Linked DNA regions of Homo sapiens: region 1 is linked to region 2. The links are chromatin loops, found by intact Hi-C in ENCODE. Cell type or tissue: mammary epithelial cell. All regions are shown on one strand. Links, peaks and the distances in the headings refer to the core of each region. The heading gives the core; the rest is flanking DNA.

Evidence for each region. A loop is a pair of places that touch in the nucleus more often than their neighbours do. Peaks named below come from ENCODE experiments on the same cell type or tissue, not always from the same donor. Only the 100,000 strongest peaks of a DNase experiment are listed, where the experiment ranks them.
Region 1: it touches region 2 in a loop (6-fold over the local background); 2 of 110 quality-filtered maps call a loop at or near these places.

Annotation. Positions count from the first base shown.
Region 1 is chr21:43,021,074-43,023,979 of GRCh38, forward strand. It overlaps PKNOX1 (PBX/knotted 1 homeobox 1), which reads left to right. Exons shown (of 11, transcript NM_004571.5): 8 at 230-358. Among named protein-coding and RNA genes, the nearest start is that of PKNOX1, 48 kb to the left of the region's middle. In mammary epithelial cell, for the core only: no CTCF peak of the experiment used is centred there; no DNase peak of the experiment used is centred there.
Region 2 is chr21:42,930,877-42,933,782 of GRCh38, forward strand. It overlaps LOC124905022 (a long non-coding RNA gene), which reads left to right and starts at 1,351. Exons shown (of 2, transcript XR_007067881.1): 1 at 1,351-1,819. In mammary epithelial cell, for the core only: no CTCF peak of the experiment used is centred there; no DNase peak of the experiment used is centred there.

The DNA.
Region 1 (2,906 bases), core at 123-2,622, 90 kb after region 2:
ACTCCAGCCTGAGTGACAGAGCAAGATCCTGTCTCAAAAAAAAGAAAGGCTGGTCATGTGGAGGGAGCCGTGTCCTGAAACATCAGTCCACACAGGGTTCCCGTGCATGGGCCTCGACTACAATCATTTCCCTGTCCGATCCTTGGCTGTTTTCTCCACCTGCAGTTGTAAGTACTTGGATATGTGAGAATTTCCTATGCTTTCTAATGTTATTTTTCAACTTTAAAAGCTTCAGTTACAGTTAAACCAAGATCTCAGCATCTTGCATCAAGATGATGGTTCATCTAAGAACAAGAGGGGCGTCCTGCCAAAGCATGCCACGAACGTGATGCGGTCCTGGCTCTTCCAGCACATCGGGGTAAGGACGGCTGGGCCAGCCCTTGCCTTGCAGCCCTCTGCGACGCTTGCTCTCTGGCTTATGTGTCATGGAAAAGGGTTACTTCTCTGGGCTCAGAAAATCAAAGGCCTGACTTTCAGGACTTTGTGGCATGTCCATAATGTGGGGAGCGTGGGGCACTGCTGCAGGGAACTTGAAGGGCAATGAGGGCTGCCGTGAAGGAGCACCCGAGCACATGTGAGGCGTACACGTGTGTCCGAGACAGCCCACCACGAAGGGTGATGGGGTCAGGTGAGCCAGAAAAGTGGGCAGAGAAGGGATGTTCTTGGGCAGCAGCTGGGGAAGTTGCTGTGTTTCTGTGTGTTGGATTAACAAGGAAGCTGAGATGGGTTAGAGACATCGCAGGGCCGGGTGCACCCACAGGTGGGCCACCGGGTGGGTGCCTTTAGCTGGAAGCGAGTTTGTCCCACAGGGCGCGCCGTTTTGCCCAGCACGTGTGCACCCGGCTTCCTCCCCCGGGCCATGGCCGCGTCTTCTCCCTGTCCCCAGGACATCTTAGGAAGTGCAGTGGTGGGCCTGCTTGCTGAGTTGATGGGGGAGACCTGCTCTGCACGCTGTGTGGCACCATTGCTGCCAGCCTGCTGATCCAGGGCAGGAGAGAGCAGGCGGGGCTCTCCTGGGACAAGCACAGGGAGGCCAAGGCGGGAAGGCAGACGCCAGTTTGGCTTGGCCCTAAGTTTGCCCTTCTCCCCTGCTGTCGCCACTGATTGTTGTGAGGCTGTGGCCATATCCGCCTGTGTCCCAGCCTCCTCCTCCTCGGCCTTCTGCACTGCATCTGCCCTGCCCTCCCACTGTCTCCTCTCCAGGGTGCCTCCGCTGGGGCTGAAGCCTGTTTGTCCTCAGCACTCTGTCCTTGCCCTCCCCTGACTGTGGGCCCCTGAGCCCGTAGCCATCTCGCCATTTCGCGGCCCACTTTCCTCTGGCTGCCTCGGGCTCCTCAGTTGAGGATAGGGTCCATGGGAGTGACTGGCCTGAGGGCTTGAAACTGGTGGGTAGTGTTGCTGAGTGGTCCTGGGAGGAGAAGGGCCCTCTCCTGGGCAGAAGGCCTGGCAGGAGCCTGGGCTGCGCCTCTTCTGCTTGCCTGCCCTGGCCTCTTGGTCTCCACCGAGCCGCTTCCATGGGCATAAAAGGTAGCAAGCCACACATGTCAGGAGAAAGGCGTGCTACCTGTGAGCAGCGGGGCTGCTCCGAGAAATTGGTTCAAAGAGATCAGTCACAAGAAAACGGAAAGATTTGTGTGTAAGAATGTTAGTGTCGTTCAATATAATAATGGAAAGCAGGTCGGCATGTAGATGGGGACGTACTGGTTTGATGGAGTATCATATGCATAGTTAACATGAGGAATGAGGGCTCTAAGCAGTCGGGAGGTTTAGTGAAGGATAGGAAGTCAAAAGGCAGCATGTTGGTATATTTACACACATTGCGATTATTACAGCCAATCAGTATATGTATAACATAATGATAGAACAACACCAAGTGGTGGGATTGGGTGAGTACTCTCCTTTCAGGTTTCCTTTAATGTTTTAATAATTTCTCAAACAATAAACCCTGCCCATCATGTCCAGTGAAGACGCCGCGTTTTTTCCTGTGGGGCGTCCTCAGTCCCTCCTCACCCTCGTTTCTTGGCAGCGCCGACCCCCTGTAGTTTCCCGCATACTCTGGGGCAGCATCTCTGGCTGTTTGGTGTTTTCTGCTTGTGTGCTCGTGTTTCCTGCCCTGTTTCTATTTTATGAGCTTTTTAAAGGGGGAGAACAGTATTTCTGTTTCCATGACCTTGAGCTCAGAGCCACACACTCATTGATGGAGTCAAGTTGAGTCACACTGCCGTTAGTTTGAGGAAACAAACCCATCACTGCTGAGGCACATCTGAGGCCGCTCCGTCCCCATGTGATGGGCAGGGGTGTTTCCACGCCGCACTCAGTGTTCCTTTCACGTCAAAGCCAAAGTAAACTCTCACTGCTGACTTTGCTGGTACCGTTCATTCTCTTGGGTCCTTGTTGATCCCAAATCAAGGGCTTTAGTGCATTCAGGTTTTAGAGTAAATGTCGTGTTGGTTTCCACATATAGACAGTCATCAACCTTGGAGAAATTATTTACCATAGCTAGAAATCATTTTCGGTTGGTACTTCTGTGAGTTTTGCTATCTAGTTCTGATTGGATTTTTTTTTTTTATTTTTCTGCACTCCCAGGCTGGAGTGCAGTGGCGCGATCTCGGCTCACTGCAACCTCCGCTTCCTGGGTTCAAGCAATTCTTCTGCCTCAGCCTCCCGAATAGCTGGGACTACAGGTGTGTGCCACCATGCCCGGCTAATTTTTTGTATTTTTAGTAGAGATAAGGTTTCACCGTGTTAGCCAGGATGGTCTTGATCTCCTGACCTCGTGATCTGGCCACCTTGGCCTCCCAAAGTACTGGGATTACAGGCGTGAGCCACCACACCTGGCCAGATTTTTTTTTTTTTTTCCCAGATGGCCAGGCTGGTCTCGAACTCCTGACCTCAAGTTATCCACC
Region 2 (2,906 bases), core at 266-2,765:
TAGAACTCAGGTTATCCACCCTGGCCTCCCAAAGTGCTGAAATTACAGGTGTGAGCTACTGCACTCGGCTGTTGTTGTTGTGTTCTTGTTGTTATTGTTGTTTTTGAGATGGAGTCTCGCTCTGTTGCCCAGGCTGGAGTGCACTGGCACAATCTCGGCTCACTGCAACCTCTGCCTCCCGGGTTCAAGCGATTCCTGTGCCTCAACACCCCCATTAGCTGGGATTACAGGCATGCCCCACCATGCCCCACTAATTTTTATATTTTTAGTAGAGATGGGGTTTCACCATGTTGGCCAGGCTGGTCTCGAACTCTTGACCTCAGTTGATCCACCCGCTTCAGCCTCCCAAAGTGCTGGGATTACAGGCATGAGCCACCACACCACTCCCTGGCTAATTTTTAAAAATTTTTTGTAGACAAGGGTTTCACTTTGTTGCCCAGGCTGGTCTCTAACTCCTGGCCTCAAATGATCCTCCCACCTCAGCCTCCCAAAGAGCTGGGATTACAGGCATGAGCCACAGTGCCCAGGTGATACCCCTATCATTTCATCTCAACCATTTAGCTGCACCCATCCTCTAGCTCCACGCCTACCAGATTGTCCATAAAAACCCTAACCTGCAAGCCTCTGGGGAGACTGATTTGAGTAGGAACTCCATCTCCCACGGGGCTGGACTCACATTAATTAAACTCTTTCTTTACTGCAATACCGCAGTCAGTCTCAGTGACCTGATGTCATCTATGCGGCAGGCAGGAAGAGCCCATCAGGGAATCATAGTCTTGCTGTAAACCTGGGGAGAAAGTGACGGATCAGAGGGAAGCTTCTTTGTACTTCTGAGTCAGTCAAGGCCTGACCCACAGATCCGCATGGCAGGATCCTTCTGGAGGCTCCCCAGGGCCACAAGAGCAGCTTCCTGCACCACTGGGTCGTCTGTTCCCATGATGCCAGCTCAGTGGAGGGAGTAGAACCACTGCACTGAGGGATGTGGTCCTGTTGCTCCGCACAGGCAGCCACTACTCTTTTTTTCTATTTTTTTAGAAATGAGTTCTCACCATGTCGTCCTGGCTGGAGTGCAGTGGCATGATCACATTGAGGGAAGACAGAGACCCTCTCATATTGTTTTATACTCAGAAAAAGAAAGAGAAGCGAAACTAAAGGCAGGTAGCCCGGTGCCTAGGAAGCAGACCCGAAACCAGGCCTGGGCCTGCCTGACCTAAGCCTGGTAGTTAAAATTCGACCCCTGACCTAGGAACTGATGTTATCTATAGATTCCAGACATTGTGTGGAAGGACATTGTGAAACCTCCAGTTCTGTTCTTTTTCACTCTGACCACCGGTGCTCGCAGCCCCTGTCACATACCCCCTGGCTTTCTCAATTGATCACGACCCTCTCACACGGACCCCCTTAGAGTTGTGAGCCCTTAAAAGGGACAGAAGTTGAGCACCCAAGGAGCTCGGATTTTAAGACGCTAGCGTGCCCATGCTCCCAGCTGATTACAGCCACTCCCTTCACTATCTTGGTGTCTGAGGGGTTTTGTCCACGGCTCGTCCTGCTACATTTCTTGGTTCCCTGACCGGGAAGTGAGGTGATTAATGGACAGTCGAGGCAGCTCCTTAGGTGGCTTTAGCCTGCCCTGTGGAACATCCCTGCGGGGGACTCCAACCAGCTGGAGCGACACGGATCCTGAGAGTGCTCCCGGGTAGGCATTTGCCCCGGTGGGACGCCCCCCAGAGCAGTGTGTGGCAGGCTCCCATGGAGGATCAATGCAGTGGCTGAACACCGGGAAGGAACTGGCACCTGGAGTCCAGACATCTGAAACTTGGTAAGACTGGTCTTTGGAACTTGCCCACTCCATTTGAGTGGAAGCGTGGCCTGATCACCCACGGCGTGCCTGTACAGGCACTTTGGTTTTGGTTTTGACTTGGTTTGAATTGCTTGACAGGACTGGTCTTGGGAACTTGCCCACTCCATTTGAGTGGAAGGGTGGCCTGATCACCCACAGTGTGCCTGTACCAGCACTTTGGTTTTTGTTTTTGACTTGACTTAGATTGCTTGATACTTTGGTTTTGGTTTTGACCTGGCTTGGATTTCTGGATACTCTGATTTTGGTTTTGATTTTGGTTTGGTGTAAACTGCAAAAGTGTGTGTGTGCCCTTTTTACCTGTTCTTTGTTTTGTGGTGTGCGTGTGGTGTGAGCGTGGTGTTTTGTCTTGAAGAAGCATGGGTGAGAAACAAATAAGCCCACCCTACTAGGAACTATATTGAAAATTTTCAAGAAAGGATTTGAGGGAGATTACGGTGTTACTATGACACCAGGAAATCTTAGAACTTTGTGTGAAATAGACCGGCCAGCATTAGAGGTAGGTTGGCCATCAGAAAGAAGCTTGGACACGGCCCTTGTTTCAAAGGTACGGCACAAAGTAACTTGTAAGCCAGGGCACCCAGACCAGTTTCTGTACATAGACACTTAGTCACAGCTGGTTTTAGACCCCTTCCCCCCAACAGTAGTTAAGAGAGACAGAAAGTCAAAGAGAGAAGAAAAAGAGAAAGAGAGAAATATACAAGTAGTTAAGAAAAAAAACAGTATACCCTATTTCTTTAAAAGCCAAGGTAAATTTAAAACCTATAATTGATAATTAAAGGTATTCTCCATAAGCCGGAAACACTCTAATACCACTTTGTTGTCAGTGTAAACAAGGGCGTATCCCGAAAGCATTGAGGCCTTCCTATCAAAAATCCTTAACCCAGTAACCCGTGGATGGCCCAGATGCATTCAATCTGTAGCGGCAGCTGCTTTGCTAACAGAAAAAAAAGTAAAAAAAAAAAAAAAAAAGGCAGTTGCAGTTTTAACCCAGACTGTAGGGCCCCTGCCAAGGCCAGTGGCCTATCTCTCAAAACAACTAGATGGG